7 separate regions of the Homo sapiens genome follow, and regions 2, 3, 4, 5, 6 and 7 are each linked to region 1. The links are chromatin loops, found by intact Hi-C in ENCODE. Cell type or tissue: A673. All regions are shown on one strand.

The links. Hi-C counts contacts between places; a loop is a spot of excess contacts. Peaks named below come from ENCODE experiments on the same cell type or tissue, not always from the same donor. Only the 100,000 strongest peaks of a DNase experiment are listed, where the experiment ranks them.
Region 2: a loop joins it to region 1, with 8 times the contacts of the local background. A loop is called at or near these places in 4 of 110 quality-filtered maps.
Region 3: it touches region 1 in a loop (8-fold over the local background); 100 of 110 quality-filtered maps call a loop at or near these places.
Region 4: it touches region 1 in a loop (7-fold over the local background); 5 of 110 quality-filtered maps call a loop at or near these places.
Region 5: it touches region 1 in a loop (5-fold over the local background); 2 of 110 quality-filtered maps call a loop at or near these places.
Region 6: a loop joins it to region 1, with 7 times the contacts of the local background. A loop is called at or near these places in 5 of 110 quality-filtered maps.
Region 7: it touches region 1 in a loop (11-fold over the local background); 6 of 110 quality-filtered maps call a loop at or near these places.

What each region holds. Positions count from the first base shown.
Region 1 is chr20:16,802,460-16,806,459 of GRCh38, forward strand. No RefSeq gene overlaps it. Among named protein-coding and RNA genes, the nearest start is that of OTOR, 56 kb to the left of the region's middle. In A673, a CTCF peak has its summit at 1,675 (motif pointing right); DNase peaks (open chromatin) are centred at 1,702 and 3,002; H3K27ac peaks cover 1,187 bases.
Region 2 is chr20:17,225,454-17,229,453 of GRCh38, forward strand. PCSK2 (proprotein convertase subtilisin/kexin type 2) reads left to right here and starts at 1,587. Exons shown (of 12, transcript NM_002594.5): 1 at 1,587-2,029. The coding sequence starts at 1,853. In A673, CTCF peaks have their summits at 3,412 and 3,614; DNase peaks (open chromatin) are centred at 1,518, 2,358, 2,648, 3,468 and 1 weaker place; H3K4me3 peaks cover 3,791 bases; H3K27ac peaks cover 3,367 bases.
Region 3 is chr20:17,429,739-17,433,738 of GRCh38, forward strand. The region is part of intron 7 of PCSK2 (proprotein convertase subtilisin/kexin type 2); the gene reads left to right. Among named protein-coding and RNA genes, the nearest start is that of BFSP1, 100 kb to the right of the region's middle. RefSeq lists an enhancer at 1,180-1,686. In A673, CTCF peaks have their summits at 2,211 (motif pointing left) and 2,428; a DNase peak (open chromatin) is centred at 2,173; H3K27ac peaks cover 1,015 bases.
Region 4 is chr20:17,994,275-17,998,274 of GRCh38, forward strand. No RefSeq gene overlaps it. Among named protein-coding and RNA genes, the nearest start is that of MGME1, 27 kb to the left of the region's middle. RefSeq lists an enhancer at 1,857-1,926. In A673, a CTCF peak has its summit at 1,997 (motif pointing left); a DNase peak (open chromatin) is centred at 1,977.
Region 5 is chr20:17,485,709-17,489,708 of GRCh38, forward strand. No RefSeq gene overlaps it. Among named protein-coding and RNA genes, the nearest start is that of BFSP1, 44 kb to the right of the region's middle. In A673, no CTCF peak of the experiment used is centred here; no DNase peak of the experiment used is centred here.
Region 6 is chr20:17,896,261-17,900,260 of GRCh38, forward strand. No RefSeq gene overlaps it. Among named protein-coding and RNA genes, the nearest start is that of SNORD17, 65 kb to the right of the region's middle. In A673, a CTCF peak has its summit at 2,433 (motif pointing left); a DNase peak (open chromatin) is centred at 2,421.
Region 7 is chr20:17,615,969-17,619,968 of GRCh38, forward strand. It overlaps RRBP1 (ribosome binding protein 1), which reads right to left. Exons shown (of 25, transcript NM_001365613.2): 19 at 3,665-3,760; 20 at 2,628-2,711; 21 at 764-871; 22 at 1-41. Among named protein-coding and RNA genes, the nearest start is that of DSTN, 48 kb to the left of the region's middle. In A673, CTCF peaks have their summits at 1,729 (motif pointing left) and 1,935; a DNase peak (open chromatin) is centred at 1,713.

The DNA of each region.
Region 1 (4,000 bases):
TTTTTCCGGAAGGAAACTTTTCCACTGCTCTCGTTGCTCTTTACATAAAGAGCAAAATTCCTAGCCACGAACTTCAAGTTACTGTGAGACTTGGCCCTGACCCCAGTCGTACACCCTCCAATGCCCACAGACTGAATCTATTTCACCAAATTTACAGAAGTGGTTCTCTGAGCAATACTTCACAGCCATGGAGCTGTCTTAAACATGATGTCATTTCCCTAGTATCATGAAATATTATATAATATTATTTATGTAGCTTGTTCTCTGGGAAATCTGTTCTGAGAAATTGCGTCATCTCCAAAACGTAGTGCCCAACCACCTGGAATATAATTATGATTATTAGCGGCTAAATATTGTGAAGTCTCTGTTCCTAATTGTCCAGAACCATTAGCAATGCCTTAGAATGTGTATATTTCCCTCCCATATTGATGTCCCCGCACTTGAAAATAATCAATCCCTTCTAATTTACAGTTGCTGTGAAATATGAAATGTAATGATATCACTACCAACTGATATCAGTTCTGGAGCACAGTCATATTCTTTTCTGATTTTTCTTTCTTTGTTTCCTGTTCTTCATGTGAATCCTTTTTGCTGTGCTGATTTGGGCTCACTAATTTTTCCTCTGGATTTTCATTTCTCTGCCTTCTTCAAGGGAATCCCTGTGCCTTCTGCTGATTTCATATCTCCAGCCTTACTCTGGCTAACTCACACTCACTCCCCTCCTACCCACTGCCAGCCGAGAAAGGGTGGTGGCTCTTTCTTCATCTGCAGAAGAGGAATCTCATGTGTGTATGGGAGAGGAAAGTTCAATGCCCTGGTATGGGTCATTCATCAAATTGTCTTCTATCCTGCCTTCCAGAGATCTAGGTAAACTAGCTTGGCCATCAATGCCATGGCTCATCAATGTCCAAGACCCAATCTAAAAGATTGGCTAAGAATTTTGGGAGGCTTATGTTCACAGGGCCTTCTCAGTCTCCAGGCTTCTTATACTTCCAGTCTCTGCTTTGCCCTAGGATGCGTGAAACAACACCCCCTTTGAATTTTGCCTGAAGTCCACTGGCTGAAAGCATTGATGAGCATTGTGCACTTTGTGGGGTCATTTCAGGGGAGTTCAGAAGACAGCAATAGAATCAATTTTGCAATGGAATGGCAAGCAATACTATTTTCCTTTGTCGTCCCTCCCCTCACCTAGTCCCAGCCGCCTTTTGCTTTGCTGGCTGTTTTTATCCATCCTCCCTTGGCTCTCATCTCTTCTCTCATCTCTCCTCATCTTCCTGGATCGGTAAGTCCTCCCTTCTGCAGCTTGGCACCAGCAGGCAGAAGGCTGCAGAAGGGAGGGCAAAAGACTTACTGATCCAGCCTTCAGCAGGCATTTTCTTTTGGAAATTGATATGCTAATTCTAATATTATATGGCGATGCCAAAGACCTGGAACAGCCAGAACACTGAAAAAAGAACAACAAATTTGGAGGGCCAACACTCTCTGATTCCAAGAATTATTATAAATCTGGGTGATCTTTAGAAAACTCTGATGCCCAAGCCACACTGCAGAACCATTAAATTTCCATCTGTAAGTGTGGGGCCCAGCAGCAGGAGTTTTTAAAGCTCCCCGGATTATTCCTCTGTGCAGCCCAAATTTAAAGCTGCCCCAAGCCGGCGTATTTCATTAGTCCTCTAGAGGGCGCCCCAAGCTCGCAACTGACCGAGGAATGGCGCTTGCAACTAAATAGATGGTCACCAGACCTTCTGAAGCTGACTTTATCAGACAATCAGATAATGTGGGGAAAGAAGGAAGAATAAAGAATAGAAACAGCCGAGCGCGGTGGCTTATGCCTGTAGTCCAGCAGTTTGGGAGACTGAGGTGAGAGGATCGCTCGAGGTCAGGAATTCAAGACCAGTTTGGGCAACATAGCAAGACCCTGTTTCTACAAAAAAAAAAAAATTATCTGTGCATGGTGGCATGAGCCTGTAGTCTTAACTGCTAGGAAGGCTGAGGTGGGAGGATTGCTTGAGCCCAGGAGGTCGAGGCTGCAGTTAGCTATGATTCTGCCACTGCATTCCAGCCTGGGCCACAGAGTGAGACTCTGTCTCTAAATATATATATATATAAAATATTTGTATAAAATATATTACTATTATTTTAATATTTTATTTAATATTATTTACTATTTATATGTATTATATATATGTATGACTGATGAACACTACCACTGGCAGTATTATTTTTTTAGTTACATTAAGTATTTGTCATGTAGGGGAATTGAAAACAGTTTAACCGCTTTTGATTCTGTATCAATGGCATCCTTGTATGAAAAGAAACACTAATTCTAAATTAATCTTTGTGGCTAATGGGACTTTAGATTTAGCCTGGCCGTTGGAACCTCATCAGTCTTGGCTCTGGTTTAATCTTCTAAGCAAGCACTTCCACGGTCCTACATGTCCCTTTTGTTTCAGCCGTGCTGGTCTAATCACCTTTTTCCAAACTTGAGGTCCTACTGCCCCCCTAGGTTAAGTGGCACCTCCCTAGGCTGACTTCGACATTCCCCAGCCCTGTCACAGCTCTGGTCTGGATGCTGATTAGGAACTTGTTAACATCTTCCTGGCTCATCGATACCCCCTGTAATTTTGAATTGTTTTATGCCTTGACCGATCAACTAGAGTGTATACTTTGTGAGTCCCAGGACCTCATCTTTAATAATCATGAGTAGTACTTGCATATAGATGGTTGATCCATATTTGCTTGATGAAAATATTTGTTCTGGTTTGATGAGCTTAAAGTGAGTTTGAGAAAAGGGTCCAGTTTTACCATTTTCTCCCTAGGTCTTAGCATCCTGCCTGGAACAGAGAAAGCACTTAACACACCATTGTTGACTGAGATGTATGTGTCCATGTTCAGTACCTACTTGCACAGGAATGTGATTTTCCTTGAGCCTATTCCTTTAGGCTGAATCTTGCTCCCCCTCCCTCTCCTCCTCCTGGCCCTCCCACTTCTCATTTGCTTTTGCGTTCAGCTCTCTTAAAGGAACTACTCTGAATACATAGTATTTCCTCCCTTTATGCTGTGGATTGCCTTCCCTCCCTGCTTCTCCCCTCTTATCCTCCCCATCTTTCCCTTGTCTTTCTTATACATGTGTTTTTTGTTTTTTAAATTAATACATTAAATAAGATTGAGGTAGTGAGGAGTTAAGTAATATTTTAGATATTTGCAACAACTCTAATGCATCTGCATATATCTGTGGTTTTATTGGTGACAAAATCATGGGAATGGCCAGTACTGCTGTGGTTTATCAACCTACACTCAAATTGAACAAAATGTTACATTTCAGTAGAGTTTAGTGAAAATAAAAATGTGCTTCTCCCTCATGAATTCTCTTAATTCTGTTCAGAAACCCATGGTGGCAGGAGAGGTTTGTGATTCCGCAGGTTAAGAACCTCTTTTCTACAAAAATATGACAAACACAAGATTTATATTTAATGGTCAAATGAGTTCCTTTTCTTTCCTTGTTCCCTCCCTCCCTTCCTTCCTTCCTTCTTTCCTTCCTCCCTTCCTCTTTCTATTAAAACCATTTAAATTTTCAGAAAAGTTTCTAAGTTGCTATCTTTAAGTGCAAATTTCTATGGGAAACACCAGAGACTGCTCTCAGTAGTTCTCAAACTTAAGTGTGCATCAGAATCACCTTCAGAGCTTGTTAAACTTCAGATAACAGTTCTCCACTCCCAGCGCTTTGATGCAGCAGGAGCCTGAGAATCTGCATGTCTGACACGTTCCGGTAATGCTGATGTTACTGGTGTGGGATGCCTCTTTGAGAACCACTCCCTTTAAACCTTCAAACTCTCTCACACAGAGCCTGACATTCCGATGTTCTGGTGGTTTGAGTTGCAAGTGACCATCTTGGAAGGAGCATTTGCTGTAGTCAGGGTGGAGCAAGAAGCACCACTGGTGTGTGATCAGGAGGCGACAGGACTGTGGGAGACAAGCTTGGGGCAGACCCCGTGGGCAC
Region 2 (4,000 bases), 420 kb after region 1:
CTAATGTTTTAATAAAAACCTTCAGCAACGCCCACATTTTTACGTGACAATTTTTTAAAGGGCTATGAGGGAGCCAACTATGTCAGCAAACAGACATGCTCTGAAGACAGGGTGGTCCATGGCATTCAAAGTGTATTCATTTCTACCGATGGTGCTTTTCTTGCATAGGTTCTGACTTGTGTAGATTTGGACTTCAAGCTAAAATAAAAAGAGAGGAATATGTGTATACATGAGAATGTGTGTGTAACGTGTCGATGGTATAAATAGTCTCTTCCTCTCTCTCTGAATTGCATGCACTTAAGCCCCTAAGAAAAGATCTCTTACCTCTTATCTAAGTAAAGCAGAATTTTGAGCTTTGAAGCTAAATGATACAATGAGATCAGTGTAAATACTCTTTAACACAACAATATTTGAGTAGCTTTGAAACAGTCGTCCTCATTTCGTTACATACAGAACGTTCGTGCTTCCTCCCTCTCAGGCAAGAAGCGGAGTCCGTCGTCAGCAGTTAGCAGAGTCCAGTGCGAGTGCACGTTTCTTAACCGGATAACTTAGTTGCCCCTGCCCCCCGTCGCTGCGCCCGAATTCGCCTCCAGTAGAAGACGTTCAGCGGGCGACTTGGCCCGGCGCCTGGGATCGGTGGCTATGCGTTCCCCAACTAGCACCCTCGCTGTCCTTGTGCAGTGGAACGTCCCCAGGTCTGAGAATGCACCTCCCGCCGTGTCCACCCCGGCCGCGTCTCTCCTGAAGGCAGATCTTGGAGGTGCAGCCAGGACTCCTAGAGGAGCCTCCTCCAGTCACCATCGCGGGTGGGGCGAGCCGGGTCTCCTGCTGGGCTTCCCAGCCGCTTCGCTCCGGACCTGCCTGGAGCCTACAAAAAACAAGGGCTCGTCCTTGCACTCTCGCCCCCCATGGATCACCCCTAGAAGGTGCTTTCCCCAACCCTCCTGGTGCCAAGGAGAGCAAACCTCCCCGGGGATTTGCCCAAAGTGGTGGGAGGAGGGTTAATATTTGCTTTGTTATTCGGATAAGGGGAGGCAAGTATGCCTTGGGTGTGTGTGTGTGTGTTTGAGAGAGAGAGAAAGAGAGAGAGAGAGAGAGAGAGGTGTTTTTGCAGCGGGAAACAAGCAGGAAGAGGCACAGAGGCCGGCGCCCCTGCTCCCCTCGGGGCCTCTGAGAGCGGCACACACCGTAATTCCCTTCCCAGAGCCTACAGATTCCCACAAACAATGACATCACTCCGCCGCCGCTGGCCTGATTACAGCTGGGGGGATTTTCCTGGGCGCGCGGCGGGCCAGGCTGAGATGGGGGAGCTCTCCGGTGCTGAAAGGGGCGGGGGCGCGGGCTCGCTGCGCTGCGCTGCGCTGCGCTGCGCCCCCAGAAGGCGGAGGCGGCCGGGCCGGGCCGGGCCGGGGGTGGGCGGGGGCGGGCCCGGGGCGGCCCAGGGCGGGGCCCGCCGCTTCCCCCGCCCTCATTGGCCGCTGGCGGACTCACGTCACCCGAGCTGGTGCTCTCCCCCAGCCCCTAGGGAATTGGAGCTGAGGAGGAGCTGAAAATGCAGATTTAGCATCAAGCACAGACCTACACTCGCTCTTTCTCTCCGGTACACACAGCTCCCCACATTCGCACCCCTGCCCGCGCGCCGGGCCGCCTGACTGCACGGCTTCCCCTCCAGCCAGATGCTGGAGAACACACACTGATTCGCTGCTTTCCAAGACCCTGTTCAGTCTCTTTCTCTATACAAAGATTTTTTTAAAAACTATATATAAGAATTCTTTATTTGCACCCTCCCTCCGAGTCCCCTGCTCCGCCAGCCTGCGCGCCTCCTAGCACCACTTTTCACTCCCAAAGAAGGATGAAGGGTGGTTGTGTCTCCCAGTGGAAGGCGGCCGCCGGGTTCCTCTTCTGTGTCATGGTTTTTGCATCTGCTGAGCGACCGGTCTTCACGAATCATTTTCTTGTGGAGTTGCATAAAGGGGGAGAGGACAAAGCTCGCCAAGTTGCAGCAGAACACGGCTTTGGAGTCCGAAAGGTAAGCTCTCCCATGCATTTCGCATGTTGTTTCAAAACGGGGGGACGGGGGGGCAGCCCTGCGCAATCTCATTGCAGATTTGCAAGTTTTCTCTCTTTCTCATGCGATGCAGATATTCTGCCATGGGCTCTTTAACACGATATTGCCTCCGGTGATCTTTCACCGGTTATGTAATTAAAATGTCCTTCATCTGTACTAGTAAGGTCATCAAAATAATTTACTGCTCTTTGACTTGATGGCGAAAATAGGATAACACCTTTCACAGGATGCCATGCTCCGGGGATGCTGTCCGAGGTACCAAGTTCTCGAGGCTGCCTGGGGATGGAGGGATGAAGCCCTGAACAGCTAAGCCTGGCGTTGGCTACTTGGCCAGGGAAGTCTCCCCCACCCCCATCCCCCGGAGAAAGAATAGTTTCCTACAGACGAGGCTGGACGTTTGGACACTGCAATTCACCTCGGTGTTTCTCCCACCCCGCGCCGGGAGGACTTCCCTCCCAGGGACTTCGGTCCCTGCTCCTCTCCGGGAACAACGGCTTCCTGACTCTAGATTTGGAAAGAAACTGGTCTCTAAAATCGGGGCGGAACTTCTGCGCCCTCACCCCCGCCCACGACCGCCCACCCCTGGAGCGCACTTCTGGTTGGCTCCCTAGTTCTCAACTCCCGGCTACAGGAGCTGGAGAGGTGGATTTTGAGGGGGATTCCCTACGGAGAAGTCGAGGTGTCCTCTCCTGATGCGTGGGCGGCCAGCCTGGCTTTCCCACTAGAGCGTGGGGATCCCCATTCCAAGAAGTTGCCAGAGTTCGACAGTTTGAGCAGATAGGTGAGCCTCCCAGCTTTGGACACCTTGGATCTCCTTTGGAGACTCCAGGGTACTCATCCTGGGAGGACAGAGAGAAGGGCGCTGGGTGGGGGCTGTGGCTGACCTGCGTGTCTCTCCTGCAAAAGATGTATCAGGGTTCTCCAGTGTCCTTAGGGGACCTGGCGCAGGCTGGGGTGGAGTGTGGGTGCAGAGAGAAGGTGGGGCGAGGGGAACCCAAAGGACAGAGATGTGGCTACCAGAGGGCTGGGTGGAGGTCCCTGAGATTTTAGGCTCCATCTCGCTCCTGATCCCAGGAAGAGAGAGGAGTGAGATGAGCGGTGGGTGCTTTTGGTTATTGGTTTTGCCTTGAAGGGCCGCGCAGACCGAAGCTCTTATTAGTCTCTTCTGTCCTGACTTCCCAAGCCTCCCGCCTCTCTCCCAGCCACCGCCAGGGCTCCTCCAGGTGTGGGGGCCTCTCCCTCCTCCTAAGGGCGTAGGCAGTACCGGAATTTCGACCCCAGAAGGGTCTGGCGACGAGTTTGACAGAGGTCTGGGAAGAGGCTCTGGGTCCGCCGGTGGCGCGCGGGCGGGTCTTGCGGAAAGGAACTTGTTGCTCTGGAAAGCGTGGGTGGAGCAGGGGAAAGAAGGCGCCGGCGGAGGGAGCACCCCGCTGTGGTTTTGGCCCGTGGCCTGCCGGCTGTTTTGAGAGACACCAACACAATAAAGAAGCCGACCTTCCTTCTTCACTCCCCCCCACCCCAAACTTGGCAAGACCCAGGACCCAAACGCCATTATAAAATATAATAGTGATTATTATTAGTTATACGGAAGCTTACGTGCTGGAGTCCTTACATAGATTTTTACTTAATCTTCTCAACATCTCTGAGGAGGCTACTATCATTATTGAGCCTATGGCCCCGTTGAGGAAATTGGTTCAGAAAAGGGTGCGAGATAAAAACAGGCAAGGGCTTCAATCCAGATCTTTCAGAAGTGAACCCATGCTCTTTACTCCTTAGTACCCACCCAAGCAAGCTAGGTGCTTTCAGGGGATGTGGGGCATTGAGATAAGTTGAAAAGGGATTTTAATTCTTGAGTGTGATCTTGCTGCAGAAACCTGTGGCTCCCTCCCCCTCCCCCACACCTTTTCATGGGTGCGGGGGAGTGGGAGGGAG
Region 3 (4,000 bases), 630 kb after region 1:
CATAAATAAGCTAATGACTTTTCCCAAACTGGCCATACCCATACAGTGATCAGGAAACAAAATGTAACCAGCACCCCAAACATGTCCCCTTCCAGTTACTACTCTGACACCCAAGAATAATCATGATCTTGTTTTTTAACAGCAAAAAAAAAATGGTTATTGCCAGTTTTTGAAATTTATATAAATAGAATTGTCAGTCACTACTCTTCTGTGTCAGTGTCAATAACATTTTAATGAGTCTCAAATATAGACTATAGAATACAAGGTGGTGTGTATAAATTATTTGTAAACATACTCAGAGCTCTTCAAAATGTTTTGCACAATGGAACTCATCTTTAAAAAGAGAAATTCTGCCTAGAACCTTTTTCTTACATTTCATTGGGTAGGATATTTAAGAATTTCCTATTGATGGAGCCTTTAGAAATAAGAGTGGCAAGTCACTGGAAATTTAGAACCCAATATCCCTCCCCTCTCAGAAAAAAAAAGAGAGAGAGACACAGACAGAGACAGAGACTGAGAGATTCATAAGCTTTCAACGAGATGTCTGAGAATGGAGTGGCACCAGTCTTTTTCCAAGTTTTGCATCAAATTGATTCTTAATTTATTCAGGCTGAGTCACCCAACCTTGTTTTTCTTTTTTCTTTTCTTTTTTGTTTACAACTGTCCTGATATTTTCTTTTCCTGGCAATTTAATGGAACCATAAACCTACTTTCTGCTGACACTCCATTTCCATGGAACTAAATAAAGCAAAGGTAACCTATACAAACCCACTATTAACCTCTTTTCAACACTGTTTGCTAAGAGGCTTGCCTGAACTGGGTGCTGAATGTCACAAAAGAATACATCTGGAGGTTTCTAAAATGTAAATAGAGGAGGCTTAGCCCCTGGGTTTCAGCTCTCTTTACTTTGTGCACATCCAAAATGCTGGCATTAAAATGTCAGGAGCCATTATGAGCTCAGGGGAAAGAATATCACTCGGTTAATATTTTATAAGCCAGGCTCAGACCTGGGATGGAATCTAAGGGAGGCGGGTTCTCTACTCACAGGACAGAACTGGAAGCAACTGAAAAATTCAAACCTGAATTTCTTGTTCACACACCCAAGGTAACTGGTTTTTGGAACAAAGTAAAATGACCACCTGCAAAAGTTAAAAGAGTTAGGGGGAGCTCACAGCTTTCTGGAGGTTCCTGGGAGCTTCTTTTTCCATCTCCTTCTTTTCCTTTTTTCCTCTTCTCTTATTATTTGCACTCTGAAAACACCTGAGCATTGAGTGCTCATCAAATGTATCTAATTCTCCTGCTGTCTTAGTTTGCTCTGCCTAAAAGCAAAACCTGAGACAAGGATTCCGGGCAAGCAGTTAATGTGGGAGGTGGTCCCCGGAAGCCAGAGTGAGGGAGTTGGGGAAGAAGACAGGAAAGGAATGGAGGCCAACGAAGTGAGTCTCATGGACAACAGGGGCCCCGTCCTGCAGGTAATTCTCTGAGGAAGTGTGGAGAACACCCCTCAGAATTGACCCCGCTAATGTGAGGAGGCTGCGGCATTAATCTGCCAGTTCCCATCTTTCATTGTTCGGGGGTGCCGTCGGGCCTGTCCAGCCTGCCCAGCTCGCTTGAACTGAGTGGAGCTCCTTGAGCAGAGGACACCCCCAGGCAAAAAGCCAGGGAGCAGGCCAGAGGACCCGGTGGGTGCAGCAGCCTCTGCCTCGCCTGCTGAATGCAGCCTGACACCTCAAAGACGCGACTGGGCTTCTGTGAAGCCCAATGACAGCTAGGGCATCACAGCAACGTTTTGAGGTTCCAGAAACCAAGAACAGACATCCAAAGATTTTGAGCAAGGGAGGCTCCTTTCTTTCTTTTCCCACTCCCTTAGCCCCAGCTTGGCTCCCCTGTGACCACGTACGCTGGTTCTAACTACAAGGGCTGCGAGGCTCCAGTCCCATGCCTGTGCCTTAGGGAACCCAGTGTCCTCTGGCTCCCTGGGGCGTCAGCATGAATTCTTGAGGAAGCACTGGGGAATTACTCATGGATTACAAAAACAGCAGAGTTTATCTTACAAATTTAAGGAAAACATTTTATTCATCCTGGCTGGCAATTCCAAAAGTTGGCTGGTTTTTAATTATTTGCTAAAAATGAGCCAAACCCTCCAGAGAATCTTTCCATTCGGGAGCTTTCTGGGCTAAGGAGGTCTAAAGCGCCACCTGGTGGCCAACTCGGATCGTTGCTGGTCTCAAAGTCGAGGTGTTCGTTCGTTACAGGTTAGGGGGGCGCCCCTGTGATGTCTGAGGTCCTTCCCCAGCACCCCTCCACGCTGTCTCCAGAAAAAGCCCAAAGTTAAAATGTGGTTGAATCTTAACCCAGGGATTCAAAAAAGAAGAGTGGAGATTGTAAATTGAGTCCTCTGAACAGAAGAGAGCATTGAGCATCTCTGCATCTACCTGAGTTCCTCTTCTGTTCATAAATTTTTCTCATTTTTCCATCAAGGCTCCTGTCTTTTTCTTGTTGATTTGTAGGCATTCTTGGTGTGTCCCAAAGGTTAGCCCCTAACCCATTTTAATCAATGCAAAGATCTTCTCCTTCATTTCTCTTCGCGTCCGTCTTCATTTCAAACTCCGTGACATGTAGACCCGCACATACGGGATGTCCCAAAAGTCATCCTGCAGTCTTCAAGCTTTAATAACCCCAGGAACATTATTTGAAAGTTTATTTACATTTCCATTTTCACTGATTTAATTGTATAAATTTTGAAGAAAAATATTACTTTTTTTATTTTGAAAATGCCTTTATTCAAGTAACTGTCTTTTTTAAAAAGGACCCCATTCTTTCCTTCTTTCTTTTTTCATTTTAATTTTTAAGTAAACAACATCTTCAATCAAAAAGATTGAGTCAAAAATTAAAATTAAGTGTGTTATTCAAAATCCACAAAACCAAGCAAATGTACCACAAACAATGACCTTCCAAATGATGGTTTTTGCAAATTTGTCAAATGTATATTTCTGAAAATATTAAAGCTCGAGACCACATCAAGGAGTCGTAACACTGTCTCCTGCCTTCAGGCCTTTTGTGTGGTCCATAGTTACTGTGGGCACCTTCCTGTTGCAGGGGATGGAAGCTGGCGGACAGGTCCCCTGCCCCATATAGCTCACAGTCTAGGAGGAGAAAAAGACAGGGAGCAAATAAAAAAAAATCAGATAACAACTCATGAAAGAGGACAGAGAGTAACCAGGGCTCAGGGACAAGAGGCGCCTGAGGGTGGGGCTCTACAGTTCCTCACTGTTCTGGATTTCTGCAGAGACTCTCAGAGCAGCCCTAAGAGGGGGCCAGGCCAGGTGGGTTTGGTCCTATTCACCTTCCTTTTTAAACCAAAGCACACAGATTTACACACCGGGCTTCGGGATGAGATCACCTTTGATTGAAGATTTTGAAAAATATTTAAAAACCACACTGTTGACCATTGTGAAAATGCCGTGAAATTTCTCTACCAGCTATGAAGTGCTTTCACATATTATTATCACTATTATTATTGGCCAATGAATCTCATAACACTGCAGATAAACATATTTTATCTGAGCTTTTCAATAAACAAGTAAAAATCACTGTAAGTACAATGACTAACATGAGTTTTCAGAACCTAAAACCTGGATGAGCATGAATTTCCTCCTTATCATCCAGAGCTAATATTCATGAGCACAAAAAGTGGCATTGATGAGCACCGAAGTTTGTGGGCAGATGTAGTATTTACTGGAGGCAGGGACAGGCACACCTTGTGCAACAGGAGCAGAGGCAGAGAGGGTGCAGCTCAAATCCCCTGGACATGCAGCCCCCGGGGCACCAGGGCTAGCCACAGTGCATGCTGCACAGGCAGACAGAGAAGGCTCTAAATGAATGGAAGAGACCCACAGAGTCACCTCTACTCATTAATGTGCTGTGCAGGCCTGCCTGGGGTCAGATAGAAACACTTGATGTGTGCCTGTGTCTGTTCTTGCCCATCAAATACACATAT
Region 4 (4,000 bases), 1.2 Mb after region 1:
GGCCAAGGCTAGAAGATCGCTTGAGGCCAGGAGCTGGAGACCAGCTTAGGCAACATAGAAAGACTCCCATCTCTAAAAAGTAAAAAGTCGTGTAATCCCAGCACTTTGGGAGGTCGAGGCAGGCGGATCACGAGGTCAGGAGATCGAGACCTTCCTGGCTAGCACAGTGAAACCCTGTCTCTACTAAAAATACAAAAAATTAGCCAGGCGTGGTGGTGGGTGCCTATAGTCCCAGCTACTCGGGAGGCTGAGGCAGGAGAATGGCATGAACCCGGGAGGCGGAGCTTGCAGTGAGCCAAGATCACGCCACTGCACTCCAGTCTGGGCGACAGAGCGAGACTTTGTCTTGGGAAAAAAAAAAAAAAGTCGTTGGGCATGGGGGTCATGCTGATAGTCCTAGCTACTTGGGAGGCTGAGACAAGAGGATCACTTGAGTCCAGGTGTCCAAGGCTGCAGAGAGCTATGATCACACCACTACACTCCAGCCTGGGTGAGACCTTGTCTCTAAAACAAACAACAACAACAACAAAAAATAGACCAGGCCAGCGCGGTGTCTCATGCCTGTAATCCCAGCACTTTGGGAGACTGAGACGGGTGGATCTTCTGAGGTCAGGAGATCGAGACCAGCCTGGCCAACATGGTGAAACCCCGTCTCTACTAAAAATATAAAAATTAGTCGGGCGTGGTGGTGGGCACCTGTAATTCCAGCCATTTGGGAGGCTGAGGCACGAGAATTGCTTGAACCCAGGAGACAGAGGTTGCAGTGAGCCAAGACCATGCCACTCCACTCCAGCCTGGGCAACAGAGCGAGCAAGACTCAGTCTTCTAAAAAAAAAAAAAAAAAAAAAAGCATTACAGATAAAAGCTGTTGCCTTGTTTTCTTAATCCCATTTCCCTCTCCCCTGAGACAAATGCCGTCATAAATTTGATGTGGGTTTTTTTGTATAGTTTTACTGTGTGTACTGGTTTCCATGTATAATATAGTTTTGCTTTCTGTGTTTTTAGATTTACTTGCTTTATCTCAACTTTGTTTTTGAGATGTCTCCAGGTTCACCAATTCTAGATCTTTCATAACTGCTTTTAACTCCTCTGCAGTTCTCCCTCCTGTTTTATTGTCATGCTAATGGACTGTTCGGTTAACAGTGTTTTGCTACTCCAGACGATGCAGCAGTGAACACCTTTGCACGTGTTTTCTGGTACACACAATACACATGCAATATAGTGGAAAGTGCAGTATGGATTGTGACTCTGCCACTTACTAGCTCTGTGACCTTGGACTAGTTACTTGACCTTTTTTTTTTTTTTTTTTTGAGAGGGAGTCTCACTCTGTCGCCCAGGCTGGAGTGCAGTGGCACGATCTCGGCTCACTGCAAGCTCGGCCTCCAGCGTTCACGCCATTCTCGTGCCTCAGCCTCCTGAGTAGCTGGGACTATAGGCACCCGCCACCACGCCCGGCTAATTTTTTTTGTATTTTTAGTAGAGACGGGGTTTCACCTTGTTAGCCAGGATGGTCTCGATCTCCTGACCTCGTGATCCACCCACCTCGGCCTCCCAAAGTGCTGGGATTACAGGCGTGGGCCACCGCACCCGGCCTGTTACTTGACCTTTTTGTGCTTGATTTCCTCATCTGTAATTTGGGGGAAAATAATAGTATCTGCTTCTTGAAATTGTGAGGATTGAATGAGCGAAGCATTCAGAAAAGTGCCTGACACATGGTGGGAACAAAATGTTAGCCATCCTCCTATCAAATGATCAGACCTGGATGTGTCTCTGCTGGGTCAAAGCTTGAACATTACCACCAAATTCCTCTCCAAAACAGTGACATCGACTTAATGTCCCACCAGTGGTGTCTGAAATTTCCTGATTTCTCGCATATTCTCTAACACAAGAGTTGTGAGCCCCTCTTCTGACGGTATGAAAACCATTTTTTTTTTGGAACAGCATTAACGCGTGAATAAAATCTGCTTTAAAACGCGACTGTCATCTAGTGGTGAGAGAAGTACACTGCAATTATGGGGCAGAAGCCAAAAATGGGCGGACCTACATCTATCTCCGGGTAATTTGGGCATTTTAGTCACCAACACAGGTCTGTTTTGAATAAAATCAACTACATGAGTGTTCTTCCTTTACCTCTGTATTTTCAGGCAGCTTGTACTTCTCACTTTTTCTACTACAATAATATAGAAGCCTGGCTACACAGCCCAGTGAGGCCCCTTGCTACCAAATGCATCTGGGTCACCGGTTCGGAAAAGTGGAGTGAGATAAAGTAGAAATGAGGCTATTTACCAAACTGGTAGGAAACTGCAGCTCCAACCAGGGCGGGCTTCCCACAGGCAGCACTGATTTTCCAGCAGGAGAGATGGCAATTCCCACGTTGGTGCAGGTCATACAGGCACTGCAGGGGACTCAGCTCAGTCGGCTCACCAGAGCCCCAGTTAATGCGTCCCAATCAGCCTCAGCCATTCTCTGCGAGGACTTCTAAAAGGATTGAAAAGTGTATGAAAGTGTTAGATATTAATCATCAGAGACATAGATATAGTTTTAAAGATCTGTTAGATAACAAATATTATCTAACAGGTTAGGTAACATGCTACAATTTTGTGATGAACAAAAATGTTCATTAAAGGTAATAGTGTAAAAAAGCAATGTTGCTGAAATGTAACCTAATGTGTCTTTAAGTAATAGTATCACTAAACTAATGGCATATTAAAAGTTTTTTAAAAAAAGAAGCCGTGTGCGGTGGCTTGTGCATGTAATCCCGACATTTTCGGAGGCTGAGGCTGGCAGATTGCTTGAGCCCAGGAGTTCAAGACCAGCTTGGGCAACATGGCAAAATCCTGTCTCTACAAAAAATACAAAAATTAGCCAGGCATGGTGGTGCACACCTGTAGTCAGGCCCAGCTACTCAGGAGGCTGAGGTGGGAAGACCACTTGTGCCTGGGAGGCAGAGGCTACAGTGAGCCAAGATCACACCACTTCACTCCAGCCTGGGGGACAGAGGGAGACCCTGTCTCAAAAAAAAAAAAAAGTTAAAAAAGAAAACAAATTCTAAAGAACAGCAAGCTAAGGTCAACTGTGATTAGAAGCATTCATTTAGGCAAGTCTAGACTGTCCTACTGCACCAGTCTCACTCATTTCTAAGCTGTTGTTTGTGCTGACACCTTTGCATAAAATAACTTCCCTTCCTCCCTTTGTTCAGCCATATCTTGCCTGAGAGCTTGGGCCTGAACCGCAATCCCACTGATGATCTGCTCAAGTCTTACCTGCTCCACAGGAAACAAAATGGTATAGGGCAGGAAGCAGGAGCCTCAGAATTGGGCAGAGGTGGGTTCAAATCCTGCTGTGCAATGCTAAGTCACTTCAGCTCTCCATGCCTTTTTCCTCACTAGTAATTTGGGGAAGAGTATTAACCTCAGTGTTCCTGGAAAGATTAACATAGGAAATGTGTGACAAATGCTGAACGTGGAATAGGCACTGGGCAAAGATCAACTACTTCCTCCGTGGAACCGACTCTACCCTTCACTGAACTCTTGTGGTGCCTTTGTTTTTACCACCCACTTTGATTCTTGTTCATATTCTACCTTTTTCTGTTACTTCACTATTTCAGATGTACATGTAACAAACACAGTGAAACCCCGTCTCTACTAAAAATACAAAAAATTAGCCGGGAGTGGTGGCACATCCTGTAGTCCCAGCTACTCAGGAGGCTGAGGCAGGAGAATCGCTTGAACCCTGGAGGGGGAGGTTGCAGGGAGCAGAGATTGCACCACTGCATTCCAGCCAGGGCGGCAGAACGAGACTCCGTCTCAAAACAAAAACAAACAAACAAACAAAAAGACAAAAAAAACTACTTATTTTATATCTATTTCTTAAGTAAAATGAAAAACAAAAAGAAAAAAACTCTCAAATCTGAACCCAAAACATCTTTTTATTTATTTATTTTTTTGAGACAGGGTCTCATTCTGTCGCCAAGGCTGGAGTGCAGTGGCACAATCTTGGC
Region 5 (4,000 bases), 680 kb after region 1:
AAAATCTTAGCCGGGCATGGTGGCATGTGCCTGTAGTATCAGCTACTCAGGAGGCTGAGGTGGGAGGATAGCTTCAGCTCAGGAGGTAGAAGCTGCAGTGAGCCGTGATCACACCACTGCACTCCAACCTAGGTGAAGAGCAAGACACTGTCCCAAAAATAAATAAATATAAACAGAGTCTGTTACTAAAAATAGATATTGGCGGATATAAGGTCCAAGGTTTGATCTTGTGATCCTGAGACACTCCTTTTTAATACTTAGGTTTAAAGATGGATTTCCAAAAGATTAAGTTTAAAAAATGATTTTTAAAAATTCCGATAGAGTTACTACTCTATGTCTTCATTCGTATCACTTATAAGTTAATGCATGGTTTTCATGTGATCAGCGCATTTGCTTGGAGTGATTATATGAAAACCACACAGTGTAAGACCTTCAGGACACATAAGTATTTTATAGTTAACAGAAAGAAGTGCTGAATTAGGGGAAATGGTGATCTCACAGCTAAAGTGTTTAGATGCAAATAGTCTAATTTGGTAGAAATTTCTAAAAAGCAAAATGCAAAGATAAAGGACAGTGGTTGTGGAAGAGAGTTAGGGGATCCTTAAAACTCTGGAATTGTGAAATGCCAGAGACAGAATGTCTCCTAGGCTAATGTAGGTGGTTCAGTTGTGGCCAGCAGGGTGGTTCTTTGTCTCTAAAGAATAAGTCAAGAGAAAGGGTGGGAGGATGGAGGGCACTCAGCACATGGGAGCTTAGAATAAATGAGAGTCAGGGTGACCAAAGCTGGAAGACAGTGTCTGGCAGCATTCAGGGTAGGGAAACATGAAGCCTGACATAAGGGAGAATTCCAGTCTCTGAAGAGCTGAAGTCTATCGAGGGATACAGGCCAATACATTGGCAAAGCCACCCCCAGAGAGAGTGCATTAAAACACCACCACTTGCCAATGGTCCCATTGCATGCTCACCCACAGCCTCCTCATGCCTTATGCAGCTTCCCAAGAACATTAACACCGGTATAAACGATCCAAGCAGCTAGATCTGCAGAAAACAACACCCTCTCTTTGAATTGTAAACTAATCAGCTAGTACTTGAGTTTTTCCATTAGTCTCTTGTGCATTTAGTTGAACCCTTTCCTTGGCTTCAAAAAACCCTGATCAAATTTGGTTTAAGATGTATAAGGGACCTGGAATCAAAGTCTGAGAACCTAGGGTAAATTCTCCAAGCCAAGGTCCTGGCTCCATGTTTCTCTTAGAACTGAGAAGAGACTCACGTTTGTGAACCTGGGAATAGAATGATCTCAGGTGAGGGATGCACTCAGCCTAAAAAGATGAAGATTCTGTGTGGCTAAATGTTTAATGCTCATTCATGCATGATTTGCGGTGGGATGGGATGGGAAGGCAACTAGAAATCTCAGCTCACAGAGTTTCAGGTGCCAGAAGAGCCACATGAGGCTGGTAATTCCTTAGGCCTAACGTCACTGTTACTGATTTCCAACCAGGAGGCTTTGGGCCAACCTGCCCTCCCCATCCCAAGATGGGGTGTGCCAGCTCCCCATCCCAAGATGGGGTGTGCCACCTCACAACACCCTCAAAGATGTCCCTCTGAATCTGAGAGGATATCCCATGAGCTACTCAAACTAGATGGAGGGAAGAAGCTAAAATTTATCTTTTTCTTTTCTGGCACCATGTCCCAGGACCACTGATGGGCCACAGGTGACAGGCAAGCTCCTGGTCACAAGGATGCAAGCATGAGGGTAAAGGGGCAGGTACAGCTGGTGAGGGCATCAGCCCAGTGGAGTCATTGACCAGGAGTGTATCTTCTGATAAAATAAGTTTCAACTCAAAAACTCTGTTTGAATACAACATAAGTCAGTGTGGCTTTTTATGTTGTTTGCTTGCTTTTATCCATGCCTGAGAAAATGGAGTCAGGTATTGTACCAATCAAGATACCAATCATCAATGTGCCAAATGCCATGTGAGTTTTGGGGTGACTTCATTCACCAGCAGTGTCCTAACCACAAATCTATGTTAGAAAAATTTTAGGATAAACTTGATAGTAATGGCTGCTTGAAGATTTTGTTTGTTTGTTTTTCGGGGTTTTTTTTCATTTAGGTTTTGTTTGTTCGTTTGTTTGTTTGTTTTTGAGACAAAGTCTTGTTCTGTTGCCCAGGCTGGAGTGTAGTGGCATGATCTCAGGCTCACTGCAACCTCCGCCTCCCAGGTTCAAGCGACTCTCCTGCCTCGACCTCCCCTGGTATTACAGGCGTGTGTGACCATGCCTGGCTAATTTTTAAAATATTTTTAGTAGAGATGGGGTTTCACCATGTTGGCCAGGCTGGTGTCGAACTCCTGACCTCAGATGATCCACCTGCTTCAGCCTCCCAAAGTGCTGGGACTACAGGAGTAAGCCACCATGCCCGGCCAGATCTTTCTTATAATGTAAGCTTCAAGTCGAGGAGAGAACTAAATGGAATTTCCCAACATGAAGGTGGAAGGAAGAGACAGGTTCCAATGCCAGGTTTAGAAGTGTCTTCTGAGATGTTAACTGAATTTTGCGGCAGACTGTTGGTGCATCCTCTGTATCAGGGAGTCTGCAAACTATAGCCAAACCCAGTACGCGGTCTGCTTTTATAAATACAGTTTTGTTGGAGACAACTGTGCTTGTTTGTTGTTGTATTGTCTATGGCTGATTTCATGCTACCACAAGAGAGCTGAGTAGTTACAGCAGAGGCTGTGTGGCCTACAATCTGGCCCTTTACAGAAAAGGTTTGCCAACCTCTGCCCTATATCTCCTTGGCCCACCTAAAGGTTATCTGTAGGCAGTTTCCATGCATGCCAAAGGCCATTCTATCACTCTGCCCAGCTGCAGAAAAGCCCCAGACCTCGTGTGGAGCAGGCCACAGGTGATAGGGCATCAGTGCCCTAGGGCCACCCTCTCCTGAGGAGAAATGGGATGGAGAGCTGGTAGACGGATAGCTCAGCTTCCTCACCTCCTGCTTGGGACAATTTGAAGATGTTCCACCCGCTCTCTTGAAGGGTCCCCAGTGGGATGGAGCCCCAGCTGCTCACAGTGGTGGCCACCTCATTAATGCCCCCTGCGTGGACACATCCATTCCCCATCTCATGCCTCCTCTTTCTCCAGTCAGGAGACAGAAACCATACCAGTGGTTTTAACAGAGAGAATTTAATACAAAGTACCATACAATTAGTATAATGAATTGTTACCTAGTTAATTCAAAAAGCAAAAGAAAACACAAGAATCACATGGACCAAAAAGTCCAACATTTGTGGGAGTGGGGGGCTCACGCAATGAAGATGCCCTCCTGGCTCGGGCAGGATCCTAAGGCATCCGTGGCACCCCAGCCTGCCTTACCCACCCACAGTGCCCGGAAGTGGAGCACAAGTGCACGTGTTAGGACCTGAAAGATGGGGAGTTAAGACCTGGCAGAGTGAAGCCAGAGGAAGCTCAGGTGGAGGTCTGTAGTGGTCCCAATGTGCAAATCAGTCATCTGACTTGGGTACAGGTGCATGAGGCCAAAAGATTAGAGAAACCACCCAGCAGCTGGTTCATGCCAAGATTTCCCTCAGGACCACTGGCACTCTCTCAAGGAAACCCATGCAGATTTTTTCTTGTAAAACCAACGCTTACAGTCTTTAGGGAGAAGCCCAGCGGGTGGTATGGCGCTGGTTATGGAATACAAGTGCCTAGTGGGCCACTTCTTGTCAGCAGACCTTCAAGAAGCAGCTAGCTACCACCTAAGAGGAGAGGTTGGAATTAATACAACTTGGAAGTCTCAGAGGTGGGAGTGTGCTGGGACCCAGACCAAGGAGGGGCATCAGCAGGCTAGTGCAGGTATCTCTGCAGAGACTGCGATGAGGCTGGTCCTGCAAATGCTGGGAAAATGGAGAACTGGACTCAGCTGCTGCTACAGGAAGGAACTGCCACTGCCAGGGTGAAGAAGCTGTCTCAGTCCATTTGGGCTGCTGTAACAGAATGTCAT
Region 6 (4,000 bases), 1.1 Mb after region 1:
TCACTGGGAATATTTTTCATCAGAATTTATTCTCCCAAACTAAGAAAGGGACCTCATGTCCCCGCTCATCTGATGCACTGAGAACACAGCATCATTTTCCCAGTATTCTTGCCAAGAATACACAACCTGAGGCTTATCATGAGGAAACATCAGGCAGACCCAAACTGAAGGACATTCTACAAGAAAACTGCGTGGACTCTTCAAAAATGTCAAGGTCAGGAAAGACAAAGAAAGCCCAAGGAACTGTCGCCGATTGGAGGAGATTAGAGACAGGGCAACCAACTGCAGCACGTGATCTGGGATATTGTGTTGCTATAAAGGACATTACTGGGACAGTTGGTGACATCTAAATCTGAATACGGTCTGTAGATTAGCTAATTGTATTGAATCAGTGTTCGTTTCCTGACTTAGTCACTGCACTGTGGCTGTGTAGCAGAATGTCCTTTACTTTTTAGGAATTATACACTGAAGCTTTGGGAGATAGAGGGCATCACATCTGCAATTTACTCTCTTATGATTCAGAAAAATATATATATTTGTACACACAGACAGAGAAAACAGTAAGGCAAATGTGGCAAAAATGTTAATATTTGGGGAATCTTGATGAAGAGTTTAAAAAAAAATCCTTTTGTTCTGTTCTTAGAATTTTTCTGTAAGTCCCTTTGCTTCTGACCTCTGGGTTAATGCAGTTGACACAACAGCCTGACTCCTAGGCTGACTGCTGACTAATTCTTTGCTTGATGCTCTTGACCTTGGACTGTGTCCTCCCCCGATTTAGCCCCTGTAGAGACAGTGAGCAGGAAGACTAGTTTGGTGAATAATAAATCCGCTGTCACTGCCACCATCACCACCAACAGGGGCAGAGGGACTTTTGCTGAGCACTCACTATGTAAGTCAATGCTCCCATACCCTGAGTGATGTACACAGTACTTCACTCAGTCCTCACAGTAGTCTTCTGAGGTTGCCATTACAATCCCCAATCTACAGATAAAGAAACTGAGGCTCAGAGAGATGAACTCACTTACCTAACGTCACAGCAGCTATTAAGTGGCAAGGCCAGAATTGACCCACAAATCTCTAGAACCCCACAGTCTTACACTAATCTGCCCTGACACTGGTAAGGAGACTGACTGGCTGTACTCTGTTCTGATATTTTCTCTCCTGATTCTCCTTTGCTGAAATAATAGAAACAAAAATAATTGTACCAGCCATAAAAAAATGAAATCCTGTCATTTTCAACAACATGGATGAACTTGGAGGACATCATATTAAGTGAAATAAGCCAGACACAGAGAGACAAATACTGCATGATCTCACTCATATGTGGAATCTAAAAAAAAAAAAAAAAAAAATTGATCTCATAGAAGAAGAGTCAGAGAGTCCAACAGTGGTTACCAGAGCCTGGGAAGGGCAGGGGAGAGGGGAGGATGGGGAGAGGTCGGTCAACAGGTACAAATTACAATTAGATGGGAGGCATAAATTCTGGGGTTCTGTTACACAGTAGGGTGGCTATGGTTAACAGTAAGATATTGTATATTACAAAATAGCTAGAGGAGAGGCTTTTGAATGTTCTCACCACAAGGGAATGATAAATGCCTAAGGTGATTGACATGCTAACTACCCTAATTTGACCATTATACAATATATGTATTAAAATATCAAACTGCACCCCATACCTATGTACAATGATAATGTGTCAATTAAACTAATTAATTTTAAAAAATTATTATAAAGCTATGCTGCTCCATAGAGTGACCACATGTAGCTGTTTAAATTTAATAAGGCTGGGCATGATGGCTCATGCCTGTTATCCCAGCACTTTGGCAAATCAAAGCAGAGAATTGCCTGAGGCCATGTGTTCAAGACCAATCTGGGCAACACAGTGAGATCCATCCCTAGAAAAAATAATTTTAAAATGAGCTGGGTGTGGTGATGCTTGCCTATAGTCCTAGCTTGACTGGGAGTTTGAGGCTGCAGTGAGCTATGGCATGCCACTGCACTCCAGCCTGGGCAACCAAGCTGAGCTCTGTCTCTAAAAATTAATCAGTTAATTAATTAATTAATTAGAATTAAGTAAAATCTGAAATTCAGTTCCTCAGTCTCACTAGCCACATTTCAACTGCTGATTAGCTCCATGTGGCTTGTGGCTACAATTATTGGACAGAGCAGATTGTAAAACATTTCTAACACGGCAAAAAGTTCTATTGGACAATGCCGTTCCAAAAACTTTTACATGTGTTCATGAAGATACAAAAAATGAAAAATAAACAAAAAAAAATTTACATACCCTTCACTGACCAAGATAATTTTTTATTCAAAGTTAACTTATTTTTAAGATAAAACTTCAAACACAAAATTGACTTCAACACTGTTCTCACTTGTCACACAGAAACCAACTTTTCAGCCGCGGCAGCATCAGGTGTTAGGGAGAGACACCTCCTGGCAGCACATGGAATTACAACCTAGCACAATCAGACACTGGAACCAGCCAGGGACTGGGTTTCAGCAGCCATCGGTGGAATACCAGGAGATTCCCAAGAGTGGGAGAAAAATCCCATACCAAGAAACAATCATGGATAAGGCACCAGGAAGACATACTAGGTTACAAAAGCCCATCCAAGGCCAGGCGCAGTGGCTCACGCCTGTAATCCTAGCACTTTTGGAGGCCAAGGCGAGCAGATCACTTGAGGTCAGGAGTTCGAGACAAAAGCCCATCCACCACCAGACATAAATCTCCTGTGTCACATCCCTCAAGCCATGCATGGCTGCACAGAGATACATAATAATAAGTGTCGGTCATTTGAATAAATAAATGATTGATTGATTAATTCTGATTATTTCAGAACTCTACCATTAAGCATTTTATTGTCTTCTTTAACATTCTTTTTCAGTTGGACACATATTATGAAGGGAATGTAGAGCTGGGATTTACTGCTTCAAACAACTTAGCTGACACAGAAGTGTTCGATGATCAAGGAACGTCTGGACTTTAGCAAAATCATCAAGAACAAGAAAACATCAAGATGAGTTTCTGGTAAAGCATAAAAAGAAGTTCCTGGCTAGGCACGGTGGCTCACGCCTGTAATCTCAGAACTTTGAGAGACCAAGGAGGACAGATCACTTGAGTCCAGGAGTTTGAGACCAGCCTGACCAACATGGTGAAACCCCGTCTCTACTAAAAATACAAAAAGTAGCCAGGCATGGTGGTGTACATCTGTGATCTCAGCTACTCAAGAGGCTGAGGCACGAGAATCGCTTGAACCTGGGATGCAGAGGTTGCAGTGAGCTGAGATCATCCCACTGCACTCCAGCCTGGGCAACAGAGTGAGACTCTGTCACAAAAAAAAGAAAGAAAGAAAGATGTTCCCATTTTTTTTTCCTTTGGCCCAAGATGGTGGAAATGAAAGATGGCTTACTGGATTGGGAAATGGATTGGACCCTAAATCATTCTTTATCCACTCGTTCCACAGATACTGATTGGGCCTCTTGGTAGCCAGGCGGCGGGATGATGAGTAGTGCTGGAGGCCACTTAGCTGAGTTGTGCACACAAAATAACACAATGCACAAAAGGTTTATCTTCAGGAACTCATCCCGGGTAGAACAAGTGCTCAGCAGAGATCTGGGCTGGTGAAGGCAGCTTGCGGTCCCTGACTCTTCTGAGAACCTGGGGATCCAGGTTCAGGGAGACCAACGCTATTGGATACAAATCTTGAATTTAAAGAAATTGGGATGTAAATAATGATGCAATCCCCGAGGCTCATGGAGTACCCCAGTGACAGGAGAGGTTTTCCATGGGATTCAAGCAGGCTAATCAGCAAGACAATCTGGGCTGTCTCAGTGAGCCGTGGCCTGAGGCTACTTGTGGGCCACCTGTCCAGAATTGGAGGGGTCCCAGGGTCTGATGTAGCTTCAGAGAGATGGAATAGTAAAGAGGATCATGCATTGCAAAGTCCACAACAGCCCCCCAAAACAAGGACAGTCCCCTTATTTGATGAACTTT
Region 7 (4,000 bases), 810 kb after region 1:
TCCTCCAGGATGGCTTCTGTCCACTCCAGCTGCGTCTTCAGCTGTGCAAACACCGCAAACATAACCCGGCAGCCCGGTGAGGAACCCTCCAGGGGCCCAGGGATCCAGCACAGGCACCGCTCTCTAGCTGCTTCTAGCTTCCCCTTTCCCTGCCCCAACGCTCCCCTCGTTGGGGAGAGGGCACCTCAGCCCCTGGTACAGACTTCGGTGTGGCTCAGGAGCAGCTGATGGGGCCTCTGCAACCTCAGGGGCCTTTAACGAGACTCACAGGACAAGAACGATGCCTCCGAGCCCTGGCCCCATGACAACCCCCTTAACAGCCACACCATGGCCACCCCAGGGACAGGCCCTGCCTCTTGGTGAGGACTCTTGGTGGCTATTGCCGGGCTCAAAACTCTGGAGAGCGAATATCCTGCTAGCGATGTCCCAGCCGGGGTTGCAGTGGGAGACAGTCCCCTTCGATGGCTGCAGACCCTGCCCAGAGCTGCTCCTGAGCCCTGTAGGTGCAGACCCCAAATCACGGACTCCCTCTTCGAGTCCCACCTCCCCCCAACTCCTCCAGCCTCTCCACCTGGCCACCTTTCTGTTCCATGCTCTGTGGCTTTCTCCGAACCTGGATGATCCAAATGGGGCAAAGCAGGGTGGGGTGGGGAAGCAGCGGAGGCTGGAGCAGCCAGTGCGGGGTTTAGTCCGAACGGAGGCAGCAGGGCCTGCACTCTTCTGGGATTAGTGATGTGTCTGGGGACCAGCTCACCGCCCTAACCTGAACGGGGTCCTGCTCGGCTGGGGGCGCCTCTGGGGAGGAAGCTGGGGCCCCAGCTATGTCACCATCCTCTACGTGGCTCTTCATTTCACTCAACTGCTGCCTGACCTGGAACAGGAAGGGGTGTGTTTGCAAATGCACAGCCAGTCGCACACCCACCATGCTCACTCCTGCAGGGACCCCCTCGGAGGACCGTAGCTGCTCTCAACAGCCAAAGTCCCTTCAGGGGACCTGGCTTGGTAACTGTGACCTATGTCTGGCCACCCCCGCCGCCAACCTGAGCCAAACCAAGGCCACCAAGCCTCTGGGCTAATGAGACCCAATGTGCTCTGCTCCAAGCCCAACCGGAGGGGAGCCCTCCCTGGGAGTGAGGTGACCCCTGATGGGCATGGCCCACAGAGCAAAGGAATCCGAATGGAACCGGGGGGTGGCCGCCACACTGTCTACACCCCCCGTTTCTCCTTCAAGGATGCAGTCCACTGCTCAGAGCCCTTTCCGGGGTCTAGAAAAGATTATGAGATAACATTCTTGCCTAACAAGGTCCCCCACCCCTACGCTCCATCACTGGGGTTAGGTGGCATATCTGGCTGCACCCAAACCACTGGGCCTGCAATTTGAAGGGCAGGTGTCACTCGAGAGGCTCAGGTAGAGGTTCCAATTGGAGACCCAGGTGGGGCCCTTGGCATAAGCTCCCCAGGGAACATGGGCGGTCTCTGACCCTGCGCTGAGGGGCCACCCCAGGTACGTGGGAACCCCAGACATTCTTCCCTCCCTCTGAACAGCCCCTCCCAATGCAAATAACGAACTGCACAGCTGGAAGACAACAGAAACTCCAGGGGGTTTTCTCTGCACATCCCCGGCCTGGGCCATGCCCCCGGGGCCTGTCACCCAGACTTCGCTCAGCCAAGGCTTCAGTGAGTGGCCCCTAGACACAGGAGGAGACCTGGCCTAGGCAGCACTGCCCTCTGGTGTTCTGGTCCGGGTAAGACCTGAATGACCAAGGGGGACCGAGGGTGTTGGGAGCGTGTGCCGGACTCACTGGCTGCTGCAGGGGGAATGCCAGCCCATTTTTATTTAAAATTTCCCAATTTCTCCCTGTTGACAACTAATTCAAGATTTAAAAAAACACCGCAGATCAAACAGAACATGTCTGCGGCCTCACAGGGTGCTGCTCACAACACCAGCCTTGGGGCGGTACCAGATCCGGTGAGGCTGGGTGGAGCCTGCCAAGGAGCTGGGACTTGGCATCAGACACCTGAGCTGAACACCAGGAGGGACTCAAGAGGCCACCTGCACAGGCAGAGCTCCAGTGGTCTGCCAAGGGGGCTGCTCTCTGCACCCGGCAGCTGGTATGGGGCCGGGCGTGGAGCAGGTCTTCCCTGCATGCCTGTGGCTTTGACTGAATTGATCTGAGCTGTCACTGAGGTGAGAAAACCCACAGAAGGCACGGGACTTGCTGAGAGCCCCAGGGCGATGGGTGGCCAGGCCAGGAGGAACCCCCAGGCTTCCTGGTCTTGTGATGCCAGGGACTGCAATATCCCTGACGCCCCCAGGTGACTACAATGGGCTCACAGGGAATGCAGACGCCCAGAGCTCTCACTACCTTGAACAGGGGACCAGGTAGCCAGGGGACGGGAGATGGAGTGGGAGCACCCTGGTCCCAACAGCCACAGGCCCAGCTCAGAGTTCTGGGCAAATGTGCAGGAAGGCCCCCAGAAGCCGGCCCCATGCTGCTCAACGGGTGACACTGTCCCTTCCCTAGGCTTTATCTTTGAGTGGACACAAACGCATGACTGGCAAATGCATCTCACACACGCAACGCCCCAGGTCACACTCCTGGCATGGGGACATGGAGGCCACCTACCAGGGCAAGCTCATCGCTCTGTTTCTGGGCTTCGCTCTTGGCGGCATCGAGCTGAGATTGAGATTCTAGGAGAAGTTGCCTCAGCTTGGGGAGAAAACAGAGGCGGGTGATGGGAAAAAAGGAGAGAAAAGGAGAAAACCAGTCCCCGTGAGTTAGCGCCGAAACATAAAACCTAACACATCCACTTAACCAAAACCCTGAGGAGGGTCACAGCATCGGGCCGGCACAGGGCTCGCCAGGCTTCCTACAGCTACGATTTCTTTTTTGAGGACTTAGGAAGAATGGTGTTCACTGCGTACCTCTTTCAGGCCTTCACAAATGTTTACTGATTATCTCTGGCAAAAAAGGGCCAAAAGTTGGAGATGATTTTTTTTTTCAGAGATGGTCTCAATCTGTCATCCACGCTGGTCTTGAACTCTTGGGCTCAGGCAATCCTCCTGCATCAGCCTCCTAAGCAGCTGGGAACGGAGGTGCCCACCAGTGTGCCTGGCTTTTTTTTTTTTTTTTGGTAGAGATGCGGTCTTGCTATGTTGCCCAGGCCGGTCTCAAATTTCTGGCCTCGAGCAATCCACCTCAGCCTTTCAAAGTGCTGGGATTACAGGCATGAGCCGCTGTGCCTGGCCCAAAAGTTTGAGATTAAACCAGAATTGGGATACTGGGCTTGTGCTTCTGCTTCTGAAGAGCAGAAAAAGTGTCAGATCTAAATCCACTCCCCACCAGATATGACATCAGCAAGCCAGGCAGAGAATCCCCTTGCGGAGGGATAACCTAGAACGTCAAACGCCTCCCTCGGGGCAGGGCTGCCTGGCTCTGCCCCTGTCCTGGCTGGGAGGCTGCCTTTTTGAAACCTGCCCTGAGAGACACCTCAGGCCTGACAGCCCAACGAGGGGCCTGTGAGGCTTCGGGCAAACGCCTGAGGACTCGGACTTCAAGGCTTATGTCACCGAGAGCTGCTCCCACAGGGCTGAGGAGAAGCAGCTCAGGGAGGACCGCAGATCTGCTGGGCAGGGGCTGCACTCCTTGGGGGGCAGACTCACCCCTGCCACCTCCTTGGCGTAGTTCTGGCACTCGGCGCTGGCGGCCGCCATGTGCTTTTCCAGCTCTGCCTCCAAATGCGACGTGTGCTCCCTCACCTGGACAGATGCACAGACACGCACACGCATGCGCCAGCAGCCTCTGCTCAAAGGGCACTCACCTCAGGGAGCAGGCTGGCCCTGGGATAGGTGAGGCCTCTCGGGAGATCCCTGAGGCCCACCAGCTACCAAGCAAACGAGAAACTAGTCCGCGGCAAGAGAACCCCTTACGGAAAGTGGCAGGCTGCACCCGGGCACTCCTGGGGACTGACATGCTCTTAGATTTACTTGCAAAAGCAG